Linked DNA regions of Homo sapiens: regions 2 and 3 are each linked to region 1. The links are chromatin loops, found by intact Hi-C in ENCODE. Cell type or tissue: PC-9. All regions are shown on one strand. Region 1 overlaps MGST1 (microsomal glutathione S-transferase 1). Region 2 overlaps DERA (deoxyribose-phosphate aldolase). Region 3 overlaps LOC101928362 (a long non-coding RNA gene).

Region 1 (2,500 bases):
ATTCTGCTTAATTCTAATTCAATTGACATTAAGTGAATGCCTACTCTGTGGCTGGCACAAGTAGGCACCCCTTATATCTGTCATCTTCTTTCTTTTTCCAGTTATGTGGTGAGGTATTAAAATTCCCATTTTGCAGATAAAGAAATCAAAGCTACCTAAGTAACCCCTATTTTTGTTTCCTTTTCTTTTCTTTTTTTGAGATGGAGTCTCACTCTGTCGCCCAGGCTGCAGTGCAGTGGTGCAATCTTGGCTCACTGCAACCTCTGCCTCCTGGGTTCAAGCCATTCTCCTGCCTCAGCCTCCCGAGTAGCTGGGATTACAGGTGCCCGCCACCACACCTGGCTAATTTTTGTATTTTTAGTAAAGACGGGGTTTCACCATATTTGTCAGGCTGGTCTTAAACTCCTGACCTCAGGTGATCCACCCGCCTCAGCCTCCCAAACTGCTAGGATTACAGGCATGAGCCACCATGCCTGGCCCCCCTATTTTTGTTTTCTTAGGCTAAAAATATACAGCTTGGATTTAGGCAAACAGAAACTACATGCGCAAGGTTTTTAAAAAATCCCCTAGATAGCAAATTAATCAACCTCCATAAGTCTCTAGTCTTGAAAGCACAGTATGTTAGATTAGCTCTCAGTGCAATATAATATTTTTGGTAACATTTAATGTGTCTGCTTGTTCTAGTATTGAAGGGGTGAAAGTCATGAATAAACTGCACTATCCTTCAGAGTGTAGGTAAAGTAATTAGCTTAAGAAAGGATCCCTAAGTCCCAGGCCTCTGTACAAAGATGTGAAGAAATACAGCAAGCGTGTGAAGTTTTTTAAAATTAAGGTAAGTTTATCAAATAGAAAGTTGCTACTTAACAATAATTTTAAAACTAAAACATTCTCTATAGGCCTCTACTAATGTTCCCAGAATGAAATTTATGTATTGATGGAACAAAAGTCCAGAGAACTTTTTTTTCCCCCTCATTGAAAATCAGTATTGAAAGAGTAGAGAAAAAAATGGCAGCCTCCCAGGACTGTTGGTAGGAAAGTACACAAAGAAGTCAGTGGCTGGGAAAAAGGGCAATGGGAGGCCTTTTCTTTAAAAATGAACAACACACTGTGCACTTCACACAGAGTTTCTCAATCACGAAGAATGTGGCTTAACTCCTCAAGTCTGTGGGTTTGGGAGACTGGCCAGCACCAAGCATCTGACACACACCTGATGAGTCAATGAACCATCTCTCCAGGGTAACATCTTCCCCTTCACAGGTACCCAAGAGCCAGGTAATGAGCAGTTAAGGTAAGAACATTAAGAAATAGTAGTTGTTTATAGCATGGATTAAGGCAATGCTGTTGTAAACTTTTTTTCCCCCAAAGCTGATTTATCAATCAATTGCCACGAGTTTGCTGCACAAAACTGCAGCCATTATCATGGTTGGCTCTGCAGCCACAACAAAATTACTGAAAGCCTTTTACCAGGAAAGGTTGTCAGGAGGGAGAAGAGTGGTCCTGTATAATAATAAATAACAGGATGAAATGTTAAGTGGTTTGAGGATTCAAGGAATGAAGGAGAAATAATCAAAGAAAAGTAAGCAGGGAAAAACACTAATTTGGTTATGAATTATAGAAAATATTTACAATGATCAATCATGTTTGCACAGTGGTTTGTTTGCTCATTATATTCTCCATTCATTGGCCAGCATGGTAATAAGTATCTCAACCTCTCTTGCCAGAGACCAGAGCTCTGTCCCCTAATGTGGAGGTGACTTCTTCATAAGAGGACATGGGGTAGAGTGTCAAGTATTCAAAACTCTGGAACTAGATTGGCATTCGGGTGGATCTCGACCCTGCCACTTAGTAAGTGTAACTTAACTTCTCTGGGACCTCTTCACCTTACCTGTGAAAGGAGTTGAATAAGAACTCCCATTTCACTGGATTCTTGTGAGCCTTAGCTGAATAAAGTTAGAAAAGCGGGGGCCGAGCGCGGTGGCTCATGCCTGTAATCCCAGCACTTTGGGAGCCGGAGGCGGGCAGATCACGAGGTCAGGAGATCGAGACCATCCTGGCTAACATGGTGAAACCCCGTCTCTATTAAAAATACAAAAAATTAGCTGGGCGTGGTGGCAGGTGCCTGTAGTCCCAGCTACTCGGGAGGCTGAGGCAGGAGAATGGCGTGAACCCGGGAAGCGGAGTTTGCAGTGAGCTGAGATCGTGCCACTGCACTCCAGCCTGGGTGACAGTGCGAGACCCCGTCTCAAAAAAAAAAAAAAAAAAAGAAGCTCTGGGACCTGTTAAATGCTGTGTGTTTGGTAAATAAAAAACTTCCGACTTTGGCGCTGTTCTAGGCACTGAGGATTTTAGAATTTTCAAAAAGCTTTTGCATATTTTATCTCGCTTGACCCGAAAAATCCTGAGGTAGAGCAAATAATATTTTTTTCTACCTTTAGTATGTAAGGAAATTAAGGCCCAGAAAAGTAGTGAGTAATATGACCCAAATTCACAGTGGAGAGAC
Region 2 (2,500 bases), 390 kb after region 1:
CTCCGAAAGAAGGTTTCTACCTTACATTTTACCTCCCGCTCTGGGATCTGGGATGAGATTATCATTTTTAAAAGTTTCCAAGTTTTTTGGTGTTTTTTCAATTTAATCCAATTCCATTTTTAAAACAATATTCATATTTCACAACTCAGTCTGATGAATTTTATTTTACCTTTTCAACCAGAATATTTCTAAGGATGAGCAAAACGTGAACTATCACTCTCAAGGATTCAATCACAGTATTCTGTCTCACTTGTGAAATGAACTCTGAATTCCCTTTAATCCTACACAGCACGTCTTTGGTTGGGATACACTGAAGAAAATGCTGACCGCAAGTACTCTACGAAACATCATTTTTGGAATTTTGAAAAATGATTTATAGAAAGTAATAGTAAGGTAAATATGATGGTCAAGAAAGGTCAACTCTTATACCTAAGGGCCTCAACAGTGGACACATCAAGTTTAGATGTTAGGGCTTTAAAATTAAAACAGAAGACAACCAAAGAAGGCATGTCTAAAAAACTGAATAAATGTGTTGAGAAAATATGCCATTTAATTCACTCATGAATAAAGATGCCTCAAATTCATTTGCGGTTTTGCCACTCAAGAGTGATAAGATTTTAACTTGTTTGGATAAATGTGTTATCTTTCTCCAACCCATCATCATCATATATGAATTATTAAAATAAGTCATGGACAGCTGCAATCTTTTAAGTTTAGATGCATCTTGAGTGAAATTCAATATTGTGGCCTTGAGGGAAGAGACCATGCATTGTAAAATACAGGCACAGAATGCTCAAGAAGAACCCTTACCTGCCACTCCTTTTTCACGGTTCTGCGAGCCTGGATTTGTTCCGCACGCCTCAGAACTGCCGGGTGATTCACTTGTATTTTGGAGATCCAGCTAAGGTCTAAAACAGACAGAAAAACACTTTCTGAAACCTAAAGTTTCATTAAATATAGTCACCTATTTTTACATGGTCCTTGAAAGGATACATTTATCATTTGACATCAACCTTTTTTTAAAGCTTATATTTCTTTTTTGTACAACTATAAATAAACAACCTTATTGATGGAAGACCAGTCAACAAAAGGCATACTTCATGCAAAATCACTCCATTACTTTCAAAGGCAAAAACCACAATTGCTTCTGTACCAGCCTATACATTTGGAACTGGAAGAACCTGTATTGATTCATCACACAGACATGTCTAACGACGTGGGAAATGTGTGTTACCCATGCCACGTACCTCACCTCTGAGAGCAAAGACTTACTGGTGAGTGTCCAGCCCAGGAGAGCAAATGATTAACAAATCTTAAGTGAACTAATGGTGGGGCTTACAGAATCTGTGCTCACTACCCGCTTACTGGCAAGATTAATACCTACTGCATGCTGACAGGATACAGCCCATTCTTTCTTCAAAGAAAAATTTTTCAAAATGTATTAGAAATAACAACATTGACTGATATAACAGAAGTTAGAAAAAAAGAAAAAACAAATTATTTAAAGTTTCAGGAGCTATCTCTGTTGCTTTTGTTCTGAAATGCTCTCTCCTACCTTGATCTACTCTCTCTTCTCTTCCAGTTAACTGTAATTTCTACCTTCAGACCTAGTCTAAATATTAGCTGTTGTGAAAACACTGTCAGCTCCCCAGACAGAGCTAACATTTGGATAGATCTCTACCACAGAACTTGTAATCAATTCATCAAGGATTCCTGGTGAAACCATTCGTTGTACTTAGTACATTGTCAGCCATGATGTTACTCATCTTTGGGTGTCTAACATCCAACAGTGTTTGGTACACATATTTCAACTTCATCCACCAATATCCTATAAACATAGGTGGCCTCACGGTAAATCGGACATGAACATTATTTACCTTCTATAACTAACCTCACTTCTATATCTCTCCAGCAATTCCATGTTTTTAAAAGAGCCTTAAAAGAGTACTGTGGAAAAAAAGTTATCCATTAGAAAAAATGCACTAATTACAAAACTCTTTATAATGCAATGAGGAAAACTGCTAATCACATACTGTATCATGTAACAATACAAATTGAAGTATTTGCATCTAAACTAATGTTTACAGATGACATTCTTTCTCTCACTCATTTTCATTTCATTCTTCTTAAAAGTATCAGTATTAAAGGTATAGAGATTGCAAGGTGGACTCTGAGTGATTAATAATGATCTTATTTAAATTTCACTGAAGAAGGAAGAGAGTTTGGGTGCTTCTTTTTCTCTCTAATTATTTTGTTAGCTGAAATCATTTAACAAACCAGATTTTTAACATTTCAATCCATCTGCTCCTGCTCCTCAAAGATATTGTATGTTTTCTTGCTTGTTTGCTGAGCCAACTTCACAGAGAAAATGGGAGTCTGGGGTCAGGCCGATGAAATCTGCCTCTGCTTTCCCACTCAAGGGCTGTTTTTGTTCTAGCAGAGCCCGAGAAAATCAGACCAGACACTCTAGACTTCGTCCCAATTTATCTAAGACCTGTAA
Region 3 (2,500 bases), 190 kb after region 1:
AAGAATTAGCTAAGTATCTGTAGTGCTTTCCTTTTAAGAAGGTTCCACTTTCCAAGGCTTTGGGATTTTTTTTCCTTTTTAGGTGAGGCATTCACTAGCTATGTATAATTCTTCCTTTGGGACAATTGCAAAGGGGGAGCTGATGTCGTTAAATAATTTTTATTAACTCTGAATAGATATTAAAATATATTGTAAGTAACACTAAATCCTTCTATTTCTATTGTAACTAAACCACAGATCTTTTGAAGTTATAAAATCCTTATTTAACTTTTAATTGCCTCCCAAATTCTTAAGAAATTTGACAGTTATTCTGTAACCACTGTGTCCTAGGTTCTTTCATATAAAAAATATAATTTAAGTTTCCCAAGAAATCTGAGGAAAGCACTATATCACCCCATTTTACAGACAAGGGCCCAAGGTTCAGAGACACAAAGCGTACTTGTCACATGTCATGAAACAAGTAATAGAAATGAGATTCAAATCCTGGTCTTAACTCTTAAGTCCAGTGTTCAGTCAATTGTTGCACGGCTATAACTGATCAGGTACAATTGCTGAGAATAAAGGAGTGATCAAAATTCACACCTTTCACCATGCTAAAGAATACCATATACATTTTATCCTTCATTCCCAGGAAGTAGTTTCTCATGTATGTTGTAAAGTTGTCATGCTCATTCTCCCATGTTCTCACCTTTTCCAACTCATTCTTGTTTCACCTCTGATGATTACAGCAGAAGTATCCTCAGAGCTACTCCCCTTTTAGAGCTTTTTAGGGAAAAACAAAAAAAGCAATTGGAGAGGATTACAGAAGTAAATCTGCAATGACACAGAATGACATGAGCCAAATAATTCTTCTCACTGAACTCAGTCTCTTAAGTTACCCATTTCTAATCAGTCCTGCTATTGCCAGGGACAAACAATCCTGCCAAGCACACCCAGAACTCTTGCAGGATGTTTCTGAAGGTTCCCTGGAAAATGCATTGTTTTTATAACTGCCAGTTAAGTGATGCCTTAGCTGCATTTGAGGAAGAGTGGGGACATCCAGTGGCCATGTGGGTTGATAACAACGGAATTATTGGTACAAAGATACGTTGTGGTTTTGATAGAGACTCCTATATTGCAAAAGGCCTTAAAAGATTTCTGGTTTTAATAATTTTTAAAATTATTATACATGGGACACTTTGGTAACCAGTGCACCTTCATCTAGAGTTCAGTTGGCAGGTATAGCTCCCCAAATAATCTAATTTGTGGACACCTGGGTCACAGTCTACTGCTCAAAATTATCTACCACATCAAACCAAGTACAAGGTAATGTTAATTTCTTCCCCCACCCCCTCATCAAAAAAATCTGATCATAACAGGCTGTTTACATGGCTCATTTACATGGATGACCTTCTGGCCTCAGGCGCAAAGAATACATCACTATTGAAAGAAGTCTTATTTTTGTCAATATAAAGAAAAATGAAAAAGTTTCAGAGGGTGAAGAGGTCACATTGACTGGCTAGCACAATTTGGGAACTGAAATCTTTCAGGGAGGAAAGAATACAAGTGTCTTTTAGTCTCCCTAGAACAATGTTATTGAAAGATATTTGGTGGTCCTCTGATATGAGATGAAATACTTAGTCAATATAAAACAGTATATAAATGCTATTCCCCCGGAATGTAATTTAATTGTTATGCCTGTGATTTTTCCCCACTATACGGGAAATTTTAAAACTATTCTAAACCCAATATTCAGATTCTTATGTGAATAGGTCGGGTAAAGGACAAGCAGAACAGGTTAAGAACAAGGGAATATAAATTGATCTATCTGCTTTCCAAGTGACTTAACTCAGGGGCAGCCTCCTCAAATAAGTTGTGAGTAGAGGTATCTAGCTTTAAGGCTTTCTCAGTTTTGGTCCTTCCCCTTGCTCTCTGCAACACCTCACTGCAGAACCTAATAGTCTTGCCCTGGACACCATTCTCTAACTTTCCTTACCCTTCCCATTAATTATCAAAATTTAGCATCATATACAATCACAGTATTGTAGCAACACCTTGCTTGCAGTGAGGTGTTCCTAATCAAAAAGGAAATTAGTGAATCTTTAGAAATTAAAGGGTAAAGAACAGATGCTGGTTCCACAGGGTTATTGCACCAGAGGAATTTCTCCCTAATAGAAGACCATGCCTTATCACCTGAAAATAACTTGCAATGTTGGAATTTCAGGTATAATGGCAGGTGTTCAAGCAGTCTCTCAGAGTTTTGCAAATCCCACCATGTATAAATCAGCTATAAATAAAACCAATCCCAATTCTTATCCCATTAAAAGTAATCAGTAGAAATCTGCACCCTGGCATTCCATAAATCCCTAGATTTTTTCTTGAAAACAATATTTTGAGATTCAGACACAGTACCTAACCCTACTGTCACACTAACCTTGAATACAAAGTTCATGGTGACAGTTTACCACTTAATAATCCTTCTAGAATATATTTACTTTAAGTTCTGCCATCTCTGTTGCAA

The links. Hi-C counts contacts between places; a loop is a spot of excess contacts. Peaks named below come from ENCODE experiments on the same cell type or tissue, not always from the same donor. Only the 100,000 strongest peaks of a DNase experiment are listed, where the experiment ranks them.
Region 2: it touches region 1 in a loop (12-fold over the local background); 2 of 110 quality-filtered maps call a loop at or near these places.
Region 3: it touches region 1 in a loop (3-fold over the local background); 16 of 110 quality-filtered maps call a loop at or near these places.

What each region holds. Positions count from the first base shown.
Region 1 is chr12:16,349,507-16,352,006 of GRCh38, reverse strand. The region is part of intron 1 of MGST1 (microsomal glutathione S-transferase 1); the gene reads right to left. Among named protein-coding and RNA genes, the nearest start is that of MGST1, 3.1 kb to the right of the region's middle. RefSeq lists an enhancer at 2,483-2,500. In PC-9, no CTCF peak of the experiment used is centred here; a DNase peak (open chromatin) is centred at 1,146; H3K4me3 peaks cover 2,313 bases; H3K27ac peaks cover 2,406 bases.
Region 2 is chr12:15,955,344-15,957,843 of GRCh38, reverse strand. It overlaps DERA (deoxyribose-phosphate aldolase), which reads right to left. Exons shown (of 9, transcript NM_015954.4): 2 at 811-908. Among named protein-coding and RNA genes, the nearest start is that of DERA, 45 kb to the right of the region's middle. In PC-9, no CTCF peak of the experiment used is centred here; DNase peaks (open chromatin) are centred at 825 and 1,213; H3K4me3 peaks cover 889 bases; H3K27ac peaks cover 2,500 bases.
Region 3 is chr12:16,164,157-16,166,656 of GRCh38, reverse strand. All of the region lies in intron 1 of LOC101928362 (a long non-coding RNA gene), which reads right to left. Among named protein-coding and RNA genes, the nearest start is that of SLC15A5, 110 kb to the left of the region's middle. In PC-9, a CTCF peak has its summit at 1,037; no DNase peak of the experiment used is centred here.